Regions from separate parts of the Homo sapiens genome. Here region 2 is linked to region 1. Evidence: read pairs that join two places in POLR2A ChIA-PET (ENCODE). Cell type or tissue: Panc1. All regions are shown on one strand. Links, peaks and the distances in the headings refer to the core of each region. The heading gives the core; the rest is flanking DNA.

Region 1 (11,435 bases), core at 4,191-6,690:
TAAATAATGTGGTGTAACAACTAAATGTGTGCCCAGAGAAAAGCCTCAGAATGTTATCCTAGGTGAAATCTGTTCAGTGAACAGACAGATCACAGCTACAGTGACATTTCTGCCACTGTTACAAGTTTCTTACAAAGTGAGAAAGTGGCTGTCTAAAATCAGACAAAGGCCTGGTGTGGTGGCTCACGTGTATAATCATGGCACTTTGGGAGGCTGAGGTGGGCGGATCACTTGAGGTCAGTAGTTTGAGACCAGACTGGCCAACATGGTGCAACCCTGTCTCAAGCAAAAAATACAAAACTTAGCCCAGGCGTGGTGGCGTGTGTCTATAGTCCCAGCTACTCGGGAGTCGGAGGTTGCAGTGAGCCGAGAACTTGCCACTGCCCTCCTGCCTGGGTGACAGAGTGAGACCCTGTCTCAAAAAAAAAAAAAAAAAAAGAATTAAAGTCAGAAAGAGAGCCCTTACCAAAAACTGACCGTGCTGGCACCTTGATCTTGGATTTCTAGCCTCTAGAACTGTGAAAAATAAATTTATGTTAAGTTAAAAAAAAAATATAAAACTGGAGGCAGGCACTTAATTAGGAAGAAAGGAAAGGGTGGTCAAGCTACTCCTGGAACAGGGCAGTTTTTCTTCCCCTATGGGGGCCCTGCTCCATTCTGGGCAGTGCCTGGCACCTGCTTCCCCTCCACTATAGGCAATAGTATGGGCCCTTCTTCTGCACAGCCAAAGATAAAGCTCACACATGCAGAGGTGTTTCCAGCAAATTTAGGGCAATGTGCAAGCTTGGGATCTAAAGGTTCAGGCGTAAAACTAAGTGAGAGATGACACGGTAGGGCTGGGCCAGCTCCCAGCCAGAGAGACCTTCCCACGGGATACAGGAAGGCAGGTGTTTTTAGCTGCTTCTCCAGCAAAGATTATTTTCTCTGCCTTTCTCACTCCTTCCTGGTTACGCAATCCCTCACTCAACCACCAAACTCTGGAAAACAGAATTGCTTGTTTATAAGTCAGCCAGAGCAATCAATGAGAAAGCACAGAAAATAGCATGCAGTACACTGCAATACACACATACATCTAATTTAACTTTTCACCACACTGGAGATTCAGGGCAGGCTGGGTGGAAAGAATCTAGCTTGTCCATGTCCATAAAAATAAAAACATGAATTCAGTACTTGTCAACAGCCCTCCTGCCCTTCCAGGATCTCTGCCAGGTGTCAGGGCTGGAGGTGAGGGCCCAGCCGCCTCCCCCGGGAATCCCAATCCATTCACACAGGGGTGGAGGGGGGCTCGATATGAGTCAACACAGCCATAATCTTTAGTTACGAGCTCCCTTCAGTCTCTTCCAGAAATCTCTATAAACCCCTACTGTGTGCCAATCACAGTTATTTTTCAATATGCTGAATAACTTTTTTTTTTTTTTGAGACGAAGTCTTGCTCTGTTGCCCAGGCTGGAGTGCAGTGGTGTGATCTCGGCTCACTGCAACCTCCACCTCCCGGGTTCAAGCGATTCTCCTGTTTCAGCCTCCTGAGTAGCTGGGATTACAGGAATGTGCCAACACACCTGGCTAATTTTTGTTTTGTTTTGTTTTGTTTTGTTTTAGTAGAGACGAGGTTTCACCATGTTGGCCAGGCTGCTCTCAAACTCCTGGCCTCAAGTGATCCACCCACCTCAGCCTCCCAAAGTGTTAGGATTACAGGTGTGAGCCACTGCGCCCAGCCTTGAATAACTAGGCTTTTACTGTGCCTCCCACCACATCAAATCGTGAACATTTCCATGAATCAACTGTATTTCCAGACCAATGATCTGCTTATTTCAACTGGTAGGACACACTCAACAACAGTTTTAACAGTTTTGCTTTTTTTTTTTTTTTTGAGATGGAGTCTCGCTCTCTTGCCCAGGCTGGAGTGCAGTGGTGCGATCTTGGCTCACTACAACCTCTGCCTCCTAGGTTCAAGCGATTCTCCTGCCTCAGCCTCCAGAGTAGCTGGGATTACAGGCGCACACCACCATGCCTGGCTAATTTTTGTATTTTTAGTAGAGATGGGGTTTCACCATGTTGGTCAGGCTAGTCTTGAACTCCTGACCTCGTGATCCACCTGCCTTGGCCTCCAAAGTGCTGGGATTACAGGCGTGAGCCACTGTACCTGGACACCCAGCTAATTTTTGTATTTTTTACTAGAGACGTGGTTTCACCATGTTGGCCAGGTTGGTCTTGAACTCCTAAGACCTCAGGTGATCCACCTGCCTCAGCCTCCCAAAGTGCTGGGATTACAGGTGTGAGCCACCGCGCCCAGTCTCTTGTTTTTGAGACAGGATCTCACTCTCTTGCCCAGGCTGGACTGCAGTGGCGTGATCTCCATTCACTGCAGCCTCAATATCCTGGGGCTCAAGCAATCCTCCCACCTCAGCCTCCCGAGAAGCTGGGACTACAGGTCCACACCACCACACTTGGCTAATTTTATTGTATTTTTTGTAGAGACAGAGTTTTGTCGATGCAGCCCAGGCTGGTCTTGAACTCCTGAGCTCATGTGATCTGTCCACCGTGGCCTCCTAAAGTGCTGGGATCATAGGTGTGAGCCACTACATCCAGCCTTGTTTTTTTACCACCTGCCCTTTTTTCTTCTTTGTTTTTTTTTTTTTTTTTTGAGACAGAATCTTGCTCTGTCACCCAGCAGGCCGGAGTGCAGTGGCACAATCTCAGCTGACTGCAACCCCCACCTCCGAGGTTCAAGCGATTCTCCTGCCTCAGCCTCCCGAGTAGCTGGGATTACAGGCACGCAGCACCACACCCGACTAATTTTGCATTTTTAGTAGGAACAGGGTTTCACCATGTTGTCCAGGCTGGTCTCGAACTCCTGACCTCAAATGATCCTCCTGCCTCGGACTCCCAAAGTGCTGGGATCACAGGTGTGAGCCACTGTGCTGGTCCCCTTTTCTCTTGTTACAATCAAATGGAAACCTGGCCATAGGGAACTCCGAGGGTCTGAATGGGCAGCCCTGAGGGACTCACATCATTCACCGTGGTGTCTCCGTCCCTGGTGCTCCAAGTGGGGAACCTTGTCCTCACTTGGCACCCATTACTGCTGCTCTGCCAGACACCCAGCCTCTGGCTGAGCGGTACCTGCAGTTCGACTGTGTCCTATGGCTACCTCCAATGCAGCCTTTGTGTCACGGGACGCTGGTACCTGAGCCAAAGGAGGAAGTGTTGATCAGGCTAAAGCCAACGCCCAGTAGCATCAGGTGGTGTCGTGGCAACCATCCAAATGGCCCCAGGAAACAAGGGACATTTACAGTGTTATAGTTCATCACGTTGTCTCTCCTCTGAGTCACCCTGAAAATTCTGTTTCTGCCAGGGGATACCTCCCAGCCAGGATCCCACAGTTGAAGACTGTTGGTCAGGCAGACCCTCGGGGCTGATGGTGGATACCATGCAGCTGGGCAGACCCTCCCCTCTCCAAGGCCACAGTCAGCCTGGATCCAGCCTGGCCTTTAAGATCTGGCTTAGGGCTGGGTGCAGTGATTCACACCTGTAATAGCCCACCACTGAGATGGGAGGATTGCTTGAGGCCAGGAGTTGAAGACCAGCCTAGGCAACACAGTAAGACCCCATCTCTACAAAAAATAAAAATAAAAATCAGCCAGGTGTGGCAATTTTTAATCACATCTCTAGTCCCAGCTAGTTGGGAGGCTGAGGCAGGAGGATCACTTGAGCCCAGGAGGTCAAGGCTACAGTGAGCTACAACGGTGCCACTGCACTCCAGCCTGGGTGACACAGCCAGATTCTGTCATCTTTAAAAAAAAAAAAAGCTGTTTTAGACCATCATGGGGAATCAGGAGTGGGGTCAGCATCACCAACCTTTACTCTCCTCTGCCTCCCTCCCTCTCCACCTGGGAATTGACTCAAGGGTCCAAGGGGATGGATCTAAACAGCCGGAGGGGTAGTATCAGTACCAATAGAGCTGGAGCTGCTGATCCCACATGACCCACGCTGTTCCTGGTGGACTCAGCCCATCAGAAGGCTTCCTCATCCACACAAGCGTTCATAAAAGATGCACACAAGTGTCTAACACGAAATTAGCCCTCACTAAGATGAATGCTGCTCATTCATCAAAGAGTAGATCCCTGCTCCTTGCAGAGAGAAGACTGCAAGGAGCTTCTGGGTTAAAAAAAAAAAAAAACAACAACAAACAAAAATTCTCCTTCCTTCTCTGCCGGAGCCTCCAGGAAGCCCAGAGTCAACAGGGACCATAAACCAGGACACAATGAACCCGGAGGCCCTGTCCAGGCTGGAGGTTTCTGTGAACAAGAAACAACTTCTCCTACAGCTCTTGAGTAAAAACAATGGAGCTAAATTCATTTTGGGGCATTAGCATTCCCAAAGGATGAAGAGGCAGAGATAAGAAGTGACAATGCCTCACTGTGTACTCACTCTCCTCTTCCACATAGTGCCAAGACCTTTCATTTTGGGCCTTTCAATGGCCCTGGGGAAAGGCTTTCTCTAGTTTGTTTCCAGCTGCTTTTCTTTTCTTTTTTTTTTCTTTTTTCCTTTTTTTTTTTTTGAGACGGAGTTTTTTGCTCGTTGCCCTGGCTGGAGTGCAATGGCGTGATCTCAGCTCACTGCAACCTCTGCCTCTCAGGTTCAAGCCATTCTCCTGCCTCAGCCTCCCGAGTAGCTGGGATTACAGGCATGCACCACCACACCCAGCTAATTTTGTATTTTCAGTAGAGACGGGGTTTCTCCATGTTGGTCAGGCTGGTCTCGAACTCCCAACCTCAGGTGATCCACCCACCTCAGCTTCCCAAAGTGCTGGGATTACAGGCATGAGCCACCACCCCCGGCCTTCCAGCTGCTTTTCTTCATGGCCACAACAGATTTTCCTGTGAGTTTTAGTACTGTGGGGTACAGGGGCAGTTGCAGAAAAGGAATCTCTATCAGGATGCAGCATTCTAGAAAATTACATTACTCTGCATTTAACTACAGGCCAGAGAACAATAATTCTTCCAAGATTTTCAGTAGGAAGAGCATAAAAATCTGGGGAAAAGAAGTTGCATTTCCACTTCTTGAGAAATTATAGTAATATAAGTTGAGAAAGTAATTTATAATAATCTTATAGAGCTGTACCTCTGTTTAAACACAGTAACATAATGAGAAAGAAAAAATATAGTGAGAAGCCAGGGAAAGCTGGGTGCGGTGGCTCATGCCTGTAATCCGAGCACTGTGGAAGGCTGAGGCTTGGGCCCAAAGAGTTCGAGACCAGGCCGGGCGCAGTGGCTCACGCCTGTAATCCCAGCACTTTGGGAAGCCGAGGCGGGCAGATCACAAGGTCATGAGATTGAGACCATCCTGGCTAACATGGTGAAACCCCATCTCTAATAAAAATACAAAAAAAAAAAAAAAAATTAGCCGGACATGGTGGCGGTCGCCTGTAGTCCCAGCTACTCAGGAGGCTGAGGTAGGAGAATGGCGTGGACCCGGGAGGTGGAGCTTGCAGTGAGCCGAGATGGTGCCACTGCACTCCAGCCTGGGCAACAGAGCCAGACTCTGTCTCAAAAAAAAAAAAAAAAAGAGTTCGAGGCCAGCCCAGGCAACACAGTGAGACCGTCTCTACAAAAAATTTAAAAATTAGCCAGGCTTTGTGGCTCATGCCTGTTGTCCCAGCTACTCAGGAGGCTGAGACAGGAGGATCACTGGAGCCAGGGAGGTTGAGGCTGCAGTGAGCTATGATCATGCCACTGCACTCCAGCCTGGATGACACAGCAACACCCTGTCAAAAAAGAAAGAAAAGACAAGAAAAGAAAAGAAAAAAGTGAGAGACATGATTTTATAATAGACCTGAGGCTGGGCATGATGGCTCACGCCTGTAATCCCAGCACTTTGGGAGGTCAAGGCAGGCAGATCACCTGAGGTCTGGAGTTCGAGACCAACATGGAGAAACTTTGTCTCTACTAAAAATACAAAATTAGCCGGGCATGATGGCACATGCCTGTAATCCCAGCTACTCAGGAGCCTGAGGCACATCACTTGAACCCAGGAGGCAGAGGCTGTGGTGAGCCAAGACCGTGCCACTGCACTCCTGCCTGGGTGACAGAGCGAAACTCCATCTCAAAAAAAAAAAAAAAGATAGAAAAAAAAAAATAGACCTGAAAGGTTTCTTTTTTCAGAGACCTCCCAAGGTACCAGCCCAGACCAGGAGATCTGTACTGCGGGTGTCCATTTCCAACCTGAGGCTAAGTTATGTCTTGAGGCTCTGTACAGCCAAGTCATCCTACCTGATTCCAAAAAGACCAATTAACAAGGGGACTCCTGGGCTCGGCGCAGTGGCTCACACCTGTAATCCCAGCACTTTGGGAGGCCAAGGCGGGCAAATCACTTGAGGTCAGGAGTTCAGGACCAGCCTGGACAACATAGTGAAACACCATCTCTACTAAAAATACAAAAATTAGCTGGGCATGGTGGCGGGTGCCTATAATCCCAGCTACTTGGGAGGCTGAGGCAGGAGTATTGCTTGAACCCCGGAGGCGGAGGATGCAGTGAGCCGAGAGTGCACCACTGCACTCCAGCCTGGGCAACAGAGCGAGACTCCATTTCAGAAACAAAAAAAGCCAAGAGGCTGATTCCTTTTCAAGCATGGCCGGAGCCATCCCAACAAAGCACCAATTCCCAGCACTGCTCAGCACTCCAGGAAACGAGACCTGCTGGGAACTGCTGCCAAAGAAACTGTATCGAGTCAGGGTCTGGAATGCCCCAGAACCTGAGGAGGGGTCAGGCACTGAGCTGTCGCTCCATAAATCCTTTTCGGATGAATGGAGCATAATGTCATTTTAAAGAAAAGGGGAGGGAAGGCATGACACAGAGAACAGGATGAAAGAGAAGCCTGACTTCAGTGGAAATTCATTTGATCCTTAAGTGTGCATAAAATCCCAATAGTCACCAGGCGCAGTGGCTCATGCCTGTAATCCCAGCACTTTGGGAGGCCGAGGCAGGTGGATTACGCAGTCAAGAGGTTGAGACCATCCTGGACAACATGGTGAAACCCCAACTCTACTAAAAATACAAAAATTAGCTGGGCGTGGTGGCACGCGCCTGTAGTCCCAGCTACTCAGGAAGCTGAGACAGGAGAATCACTTGAACCCGGGAGGCGGAGGTTGCAGTGAGCCAAGATCCCGCCATTCCATTCCAGCCTGGCGACAGAGCGAGACTCCGTCTCAATAACAACAAAGAAATCCCAATAGTCAAAATACAGGTCCAGGTGCAGGGACTCACACCTATAATCCCAGCACTTTGGGAGGCCAAGGTGGGTGGATCACTTGAGGTCAGGAGTTCAAGACCAGCCTGACCAACATGGTGAAACCCTGTCTCTACTAAAAAATACAATTAGCCGGGCATGGTGGCGCACATCTGTAGTCTCAGCCACTCAGGTGGCTGAGGCATGAGAATCGCTTGAACCCAGGAGGTGAAGGTTGCGGGGAGCTGAGATTGTGCCACTGCACTCCAGCCTGGGGGACAGAGCAAGACTCTGTCTCAAAAAAAAATAATAATAATACAAGATGGGAAGCCTCATGGGTTCTCACTCACTGCCCCCGGCTGGCTCAGCCACCCAATCAATGCAGCAGCTGTTGGCAATCTTCACCCCCCGCCTCGACTCCTGGGCCCCATCCCCAGCTCACCTTCTCCCTGAATCTCCAGCCATTCCCCACCCAACTTCTTCACTTTTGTTTTTTTCTTTTATCATTTTTTTTTTTTTTGAGACGGAGTCTCGCTCTGCTGCTCAGGCTAGAGTGCAGTGGCGCGATCTCGGCTCACTGCAACCTCCACCTCACAGGTTCAGGCAATTCTCCTGCCTCAGCCTCCCGAGTAGCTGGGATCACAGGTGCCCGCCACCACGCCTTGCTCATTTTTTGTATTTTTAGTAGAGACAGGGTTTCACCGTGTTGGCCAGGCTGCTCTCAAACTTCTGACCTCAGGTGATCCGCCTGCCTCGGCCTCCCAAAGTGCTGGGACTACAGTGTGAGCCACTGTGCCCTGCCACACCTTTGTCTTTAACCAGCTCTGGACTTCCACATTCTAAAACAAAGCTGCCTTCTCTCTTCTCAGCTCCCCTCTTTCTCCAGCAATATCTTCCCTGCCCTTCTCCCCCTGTACCCTGTCACACTGACTTTTGTCCCCAATTCTCCAACCATGCATTTCCTAACGACTCCTAAAGAACTAAATCTAGGACCTTCCAGCATTCTTCTGACTTGTCACGCCTTGCTCGACTAACAAGACTGACCTCTCAGCTTCCTAGACCTGGCCACCCTTCTGGCTTTCCTCCCACCTCTCTACCCACCTCTTAAGCGGAGGATCCTTTCTAGCCCAGATCCTTTCACTCAATACCCCAACTGCCTCCCAGTTGGTGCCACCCAAAACTGCATCTCCAGCCAGGGCGCCTGCATGGCTGCTGGGCCCATGGAGTGGGCTCTCTGCTGGGACCGCCACATGGATATCCCATGAGGGCCATCAAGTCTACACACTAGCCTCCGCGTTCACCCGCATTCATGGATCTTGAGGAGGCGCATGACCAGACACCTCAGGCAGGCATTGTGACGTTTTTTTTGAGACAGGGTCTCATTCTGCTGTCCAGGTTGGAATGCAGTGGCGTGATCTCGGCTCACTGCAGCCTCCATCTCCCAGGCTCAGCGATCCTGCTGCCTCAGCCTCCTGAGTAGGTGGGACCATAGCTGGGTGCCACCACACCTGGCTAATAGGCAGGCATTTTGGATTCTCATTGGCAGCTCCTTCCCTGCCAATCACATCAGTTCTTTCCCTCTCTGCCAGATATTGCCCTTTCTCCAGCTCTATCATTCCAACCTCCTCATCACTAGAATCCCTGCCTTCTGTGTGGACCCCTGGTCTGAGCTAAGGGTGCAAGCTGGTGGAAAGAATGGGTGATTGAGGCTGTGTTTACACGGCCGTTTCTTTGTTTGTTTGTTTGTTTTTTGTGAGACAAGGTCTCACTCTGTCATCCAGGCTGGAGTGCAGTGACATGATAACAGCTCACTGCAGCCTCAACCTCGTGGGCTCCGGATATCCTCCCACCTAGGCCTCCTGAGTATATGGGATTACAGGAACACAACACTATGCCAGGCTGATTTTTAAACTTCTTATAGAGATGGGGTCTTGCTTATTGCCCAGAGTGGGCTTGAATTCCTGGCCTCAAGCAATCCTCCCACCTTGGCCTCCCAAAATGCTGAGATTACAGGTGTGAGGCACTGCACCCCACTCACAGCACTGTCACTGACTGCATCATCAGTAGTCCGTAAAAGAGAAGGAAGGGCAAAGATGATAGGTATTACAAGGGGCTAAATCCTCCCAATGCCTCCCTGCCTGGCTCCACCATAGCTTCTTTCCCATTCGCCACCCATTCACCATTCACGTGTCAAAGCGGTCTTTTTCTTACACAAATCTCACAGGTCTGGTCCTGCTTTAAATACTTTGATGGATTCCACAGTTCCCAGGTCAAGCAAGATGCATGACCCTGAACTGCCTGGCTCCCACAAACACCTCCACACCCTGGGGGGGCCTACAAAGCACTCACAAGTCCACAGCTCTGTCCAAGCTGTTCCCTCTTCCTGAAGGGCTCTTTCTCTCCTTTCACCTGGACAGCACCTGCCTTTCTTTTTTTTTTTTTTTTTTTTTGAGACGGAGTCTCGCTCTGTCACCCAGGCAGTGGCGCAATCTCGGCTCACTGCAAGCTCCGCCATTCTCCTGCCTCAGCCTCCCGAGTAGCTGGGACTACAGGCACCCGCCACCACGCCCGGCTAATTTTTTGTATTTTTAGTAGAGACGGGGTTTCACTGTGTTAGCCAGGAAGGTCTCGATCTCCTGACCTCGTGATCCACTAGACTCAGCCTCCCAAAGTGCTGGGATTTTTTTTTTTTTTTGGGTTGCAGGGGTACGGAGTCTCACTCTGTTGCCCAGGCTGGAGTGCAGTGGCACAATCTCAGCTCACTGCAACCTCCGCCTCCTGGGTTCAAGCGAGTCTCCTGCCTCAGTCTCCCAAGTAGCTGGGATTACAGGCGCCTGCCGCTACACCCGGCTAATTTTTATATTTTTAGTAGAGACAGGGTTTCACCATGTAGGCCAGGCTGGTCTCGAACTCCTGATCTCAAGTGATCCACCTGCCTCAGCATCTCAAAATACTGGGATTACGGGTGTGAGCCACCACGCCTGGTCAGCACCTGCCTTTCATTCGGCCATTTGGTTTTGTTTTGTTTTCATTTTTATTTTTAAAATTTTTTATAGAGCCAAGGTCTTGCTATGTTGCCCAGGCTGGTCTGGAACTCCTGGCTTCAAGAGATCCGCCTGCCTCGGCCTCCCAAACTACTGGGATTACAGGTATGAGCCACCACACCCGACCCTCATTTGCTTTAGGTCAAACTGGCTCAGGTCATAGATCAGGAAAGATTCAGCATCAACACCTTTTATTTTCCTAGGATAAATAGACTCTTCGAACTGGTATGACTTAACATGGAGTAGCACAACAATTGTTACAAGGTCTCATTTTCAAAATTGATGATTTTAATTGTAAAACAATGATTCCTCTTATTTTGCACCCCTGATTCTCTCATCCAACACCAGAGAAACTGCATCTAAAAAACACCCCACTTTAGGAGGCCGAGGTGGGTGGATCACCTGAGGTCAGGAGTTCAAGACCAGCCTGGCCAACATGGCAAAACCTTGCCTCTACTAAAAATACAAAAGTTAGCCAGGCGTGGTTGATATGCGCCTGTAGTCTCAGCTACTGGGAAGGCTGAGGCGGGAGAATCACTTGAAACTGGTAGATGGAGGTTGCAGTGAGCCGAGATCGCGCCACTGCACTCCAGCCTGGGTGACAGAGCGAGACTCCATCTCAGGGGGAAAAAAAAAAAAACACCTGTAGCCGGGCGCAGTGGCTTACACCTGTAATCCCAGCACTTTGGAAGGCCATGGCAGGTGGATCACTTAAGGTCAGGAGTTCAAGACTAGCCTGGGCAACACGGTGAAACCCCGTTTCTACTAAAAATACAAAAAATTAGCCAGGTGTGGTGGCAGGCGCCTGTAATCCCAGCTACTTCGGAGGCTGAGGCAGAACTGCTTGAACCCCGGAGGCAGAGGTTGCAGTGAGCCGAAATCACACCACTGCACTCCAGCCTGAGCGACAGAGTGAGACTCTGTTTCATAATAATAATAATAATAATAATAATAATAATAATAATTAATAAATGAAAAACACCCAACTGTGCACCTTTCCTAGCTCTCTTGCCATCCACTCTTTCCCAGTGCGGAGCAAGAAGTCCTCCCCTGGGCTCACAGACACGGAGGGCTCCCACAGGAAAATGTGTTCTGGGAGGCTTGGGACCACCCCTCACAGGTGTGCTTCTCTTGCTGCCATTTTCCCCCAGGTGCTGCTGGAGTTC
Region 2 (4,999 bases), core at 456-2,955, 230 kb before region 1:
GGTTTCACCATGTTGGACAGGCTGGTCTCGAACTCCTGACCTCAGGTAATCCTCCCACCTCAGCCTCCCAAAGTGCTGGGATTACAGGTGTGAGCCACCACACCCGGCCAACCAAATCTTTCTTTACCTCAAGGATAAATGATTACTGTCACCTTGTGGTGCTGGACTTGATAACGGTGAGAAATTCTTCATTGACTTAAAAATAGGCTGATGATAAGACCATCAAAGGAGGGTGGACACAGAGAAACAGCAGGTGTGGTCTGATTCCGCCGGCTTGTCTGTCCTGTCTGGCGCCTCTCGCCACTCACCCTGGCAGAGCAGACATGCATCTGGGTGATGAAATGCACTGTCTGGAGTCAGTCCATTCATTTTTTTTCACCTAGACCTTTGCTACATTGCTACAAACCTGATCTTACACATATAAATTGAGGTTTCTAATGTACACACTTAGACTCAGCAACTGTTGAACCAGCCCTTTCAACCATGAGATAGTGGGATTTAACATAACCATCTATGTGAATTGATAGTGTTAGCATTCTTGGATAGTGATAGCTCCTCAGAGTAAGTTGACTTCTGATGAAGAGATAGTCCAGGGATAGAAATTGGATTGCTCAGTAAGACCCAGGCCTTTCCGGGGTGAAGCTGCTGGTTCTAAACAATCCCTTGGACCTGCAGAGTCCTGAGCAAATGGCACAAAGGTTGCTTTTTAGTGGAAATTCACAAGGGCCTGTGGGGTGCCTGGAGGTGATCTTTGAATGCCTACATGTCGTGAGCCCTGCAGACATTCGCCACCCCATCTGCATTGTGGCTGCAGCACTGGGGGGGGTCACCAGGTTTAGGGGAGGAGTGTATGTAGTCATGGCCACACCCAGAGGCTGGCTTTTGTGCTTTGGGTTTCTTTGTTGACTGAAAAAGCGAGAAAGGTGAGCTATTGGGAAATTAAAAGTCCTGTGCACTCTGTGTCTTGTTTATCAGCTTTGCCTCGGAATGGAAAAGAATTTGGATAGAACATGAGTGTTGTGTGACGGCCCCAAGATCTTTATTATTTTTTTGTATCAGAAAGCGCCAATGCCCAGGCTTATGTATGTCCCAGCAGAAGCCACCGCTTGAACTAGAGGTGAACTTTGTCATCAAGCTGTCCTGTGAGCAGGTCTGGATCACACTCTGGCTCAGTTTTCTCATCTGTAAAATGAGACATCCCCTCATTGTGTGGCCTGGCCTTGTCTCAGGGAGCGCCCGCCGAGTGCTGCTGGGTTGGGCAGTTTTTCTGCCCAGTGGCTCTGATGGGGGCTCAGAGCCCTGGCCTCCCCTGGGAGGACACGCTGTGCAGCCAGGACAGCTGCCGGGAGTGTGCCCAGGTCACTGCTATGGCCTTCGCAGGGTGACTGGCAGGTATCAAATCAGCCCATGAAGGAAGATGGTGATTTTCCTTTTTTGTAGCTAAATTGGGCAGGCTCTTGGGAAGTAGAAAGTTCTGGTGTTTTTGCTGGTGAAGGTTTTGACTGTGGAGCTCTTCTAACACCCATATCAGTGTCTGTTTCTCTGCATGTGGCTGCTGCCCTGTTGGTGGAGCTCTGGGGGCAGAGACCAGGCCGCCGTCCAGTGGCGCCCCGTGCGCACCAGCTGCCTGCTGTTTACACCCAGGTGCGCCGAGTCTCTTTCATACAGCACAGCAAATGATAATAGCTAGTGACAATGTGTTTCCTGTGCACTCGTGAAAATGCAGGGAGGACAACTGCATGCTTAGATCTGTTTCTTTTTTCAGACATTCAAATGTTCTAATATCTGAAGCTAACATTTTGTAGGATATAGGATGCTGATTATGTGAACAATTAGTCATTGGTTTTCTGTACTGCTATGAATATGTCTGATTTCAAGTTTTGGTCAAATATCTAAAATGCAAGGTGAAAGTGCCTTTGTCTCTATGCTTCTAAAATCGCTCATGCTTAGTTGTGGTATGGATGTCTTCCGCAGTGTATCATCAATAAAATTTCACTGTTTTCACAGAAATGTTGCTTTTTACATTTTTTAAACAGTACTTTCCCTGAATGCCAAACACAGAATAAAACTTTACTCACCACACTTTCTGGTTTGACTAAAACGCCCGTGAAGGCTGCTAGGGAGCCAGCGATGCTGACTGGCAATGCAGGCGACCCTCGTGATGAGCACACCGGCTGTGGAGGGTTCTGGATGGAGGCTCAGCTCTTGCCATTCATCCTGGCAGATAGATAGATACATGGCACGCACATCACAGGTTCAGCACAGGGCGCCAGTACTTTACTTTTAGGGTAGGGGAGAGTGGGTGAGAAACATTTGTACTTTAATATTTTTGTATATTTATTTACTTTTTGAGTTGGGGTCTCTGTCATCCAGGCTGGAGTGCAGTGGCATGATGATGGCTCACTACACCCTGGACTCCAGGCTCAGGTGATCCTCCCACCTCAGCCTCTTGAGTAGCTGGGGCTACAGGTGTGCAACACGATGCCTGGCTAATTTTTTTATGTTTTTTATAGATTAGATACATGATTTTGCCATGTTGCCCAGGCTGGTCTTGAACTCCTGGACTCAAGCGATCTATCCGCCTTGGCCTCCCAAAGTGCTGAGATTATAGGCGTGAGCCACCACACCTGGCCAGTAATTTACTGTTGTTTTAAAATCTATAGCAATCAATCAATCAATCAAAGCAAAAATGTCATCCATTTTATATAAGAGACCTTATTGACATTGAGTTTAAAGAACACCTTTCATTTAAGTGTGATGTGCCCCTTGTTAAATAGCTGCCACTGTAATGGAGGCTTTTATTCAGCCCTTCCCTAAGCATCTGCCTCTTGTTTGTTAGGTGACATCTCACCTGACAACAACTTTAGCAAACAAACACTTGCCACTTCCCCTTTCTAGAACCCCCACTCAGAGAACTAAGAATATCTAAAAATAACAATATTTTAAACATCTGAGTATATTTTATTCGTAAGAAAAAAAGGAAGAAATAACCACAAATATTGCTTAAGAAAATAAATTCAGCTGACTTGGCTACAAGAGACGGAGCTTGTTACTCAGGGTCTTCCTCCGGTGGGACCACTTCCATTAGCATCTGAAGGTGCATGGTAATCGGCTCTGAAATAAGAGTCAAAAATGAGTACAGTTAGTTAGACTGAAATTCGAAAGTTTCACTGGAGTTGTTGTGGGTGAGGGTGACATTGTTTTCAGTCTTTGGTGATGCGTCACCTAGACCCTGTGCTCAGGATGGCCAGCTTTCCTGCCTTCTGGTTGGATTTCACACTTTCCTGGCTTCTGTCTTCTCCCAGAATTGCAGGAATAGAAATAAAAACCTCCTAGGAGTGTCCGGAGGGACGACTGCACTTTCCAGTTCAGATGAGCTGAACAGGAGAAACAGGCAGGCTTTTAATCACATTCACTTAATAAATCTTAACTGGCTGTTACAGGCTGCCGCAGCCAGAGTTAAATTGCACACAGCCCAAGTCCTGTCCTCAAGGAGCTCCTGGAAGAGGATGCCCAGGAAGTCTTAAAGGCTTTTAGAAATGGGGTTTCCTAGGCAGGCGGATCACGAGGTCAGGAGATCGAGAATATCCTGGCTAACACAGTGAAACCCCGTCTCTACTAAAAATACAAAAAAAAAAAAAAGAAAGAAAGAAATAGGGTTTCCTGCAGTTGAATCTGTTGTAAAGGATAAAACATTGTGAATGTAATATAGACTTTTTGTTTTTGTGTTTTTTGAGATGGACTCTCGCTCTGTTGCCCAGGCTGGAGTGCAGTGGGGGGATCTTGGCTTACCGCAAGCTCCGCCTCCCGAGTTCACGCCATTCTTCTGCCTCAGCCTCCTGAGTAGCTGGGACTACAGGCGCCCGCCACCACGCCCGGCTAATTTTTTTTTGTATTTTTAGTGGAGACGGGGTTTCACCGTGTTAGCCACGATGGTCTCGATCTCCTGACCTCGTGATCTGCCCCCTCAGCCTCCCAAAGTGCTGGGATTACAGACATGAGCCACCGTGCCCGGCCCGATATAGACTTTTTTAAAGGTGTAATTCCGTCTCTTTTGATGTACTTTGACACAAGTGCTTTCTTTTCAGAAGCAAAAGTGGCTACTAACATAGCTAAACTTTTAAACAACTGTCCTAAAACTGATGAGGGTCAGGACTGCTGAAAGAGTGAGCCCTGTGCCCTTGGCATTAAAAGGCTTGGGCCCCAGCCCAGTTCCCCAGGCCAAGGCCATGACTTTTTGTGTGTCTTTGCAATGCTGCTAGGCCTCTTAGATGATGTCTGCATATCAGACAAAGGAGAATGGTGTTTCAGGATGAGACGCATGATGGTGGGAATATGCCTAATGCTACTGAACTTTACACTGACAAGTGGCTGAGATAGAAACGTTTATGTTGTGTGTCTTTCGCAATTAAAAAGAAAATGGGGCTGGGCGCAGTGGCTCATGCCTGTAATCCCTACATTTCGGGAGACTGATGCAGGTGGATCACCTGAGGTCAGGAGTTCAAGACCAGCCTGGCCAACATGATGAAACCCCGACTCTACTAAAAATACAAAACAACAACAAGGAAATTAGCCGGGTGTGGTGGCAGGCGCCTGTAATCCCAACTACTCAGGAGGCTGAGGCAGGAAAATCGCTTGAACGTGGGAGGCAGAGGTTGCAGTGAGCCGAGATCGTGCCAGTGCATTCCAGCCTGGACAACAAGAGCAAAACTCCATCTCAAAACAAAGAAAATGGGCCGGGCGCAGTGGCTGACATCTGTAATCCCAGCACTTTGGGAGGCCGAGGTGGGTGGATCACCTAAGGTCAGGAGTTGGAGACCAGCCTGGCCAACATGGTAAAACCTCATCTGTACTAAAAATACAAAAATTAGCTGGGCGTGGTGGTGCACACCTGTAATCCCAGCTACTCGGAAGGCTGAGGCACAAGAATCGCTTGAACCGGGAGGTGGAGGTTGCACAGTGAGCTGAGACCGCACCACTGCACTCCAGCCTGGGCAAC

Evidence for each region. ChIA-PET counts read pairs that join two places held together with the same protein. Peaks named below come from ENCODE experiments on the same cell type or tissue, not always from the same donor. Only the 100,000 strongest peaks of a DNase experiment are listed, where the experiment ranks them.
Region 2: POLR2A ChIA-PET joins it to region 1 with 8 read pairs; 2 of 35 experiments call an interaction of 5 or more read pairs at or near these places.

What each region holds. Positions count from the first base shown.
Region 1 is chr19:33,051,572-33,063,006 of GRCh38, forward strand. The region is part of intron 1 of RHPN2 (rhophilin Rho GTPase binding protein 2); the gene reads right to left. Among named protein-coding and RNA genes, the nearest start is that of RHPN2, 7.6 kb to the right of the region's middle. RefSeq lists enhancers at 3,276-3,776, 4,910-5,433, 5,434-5,957. In Panc1, for the core only: no CTCF peak of the experiment used is centred there; no DNase peak of the experiment used is centred there; H3K27ac peaks cover 1,612 bases.
Region 2 is chr19:32,827,571-32,832,569 of GRCh38, forward strand. It overlaps TDRD12 (tudor domain containing 12), which reads left to right. Exons shown (of 33, transcript NM_001366102.1): 33 at 1-2,010. It overlaps SLC7A9 (solute carrier family 7 member 9), which reads right to left. Exons shown (of 13, transcript NM_014270.5): 13 at 2,941-3,114. The coding sequence ends at 3,050. Among named protein-coding and RNA genes, the nearest start is that of SLC7A9, 40 kb to the right of the region's middle. RefSeq lists an enhancer at 1,465-1,986. In Panc1, for the core only: no CTCF peak of the experiment used is centred there; no DNase peak of the experiment used is centred there.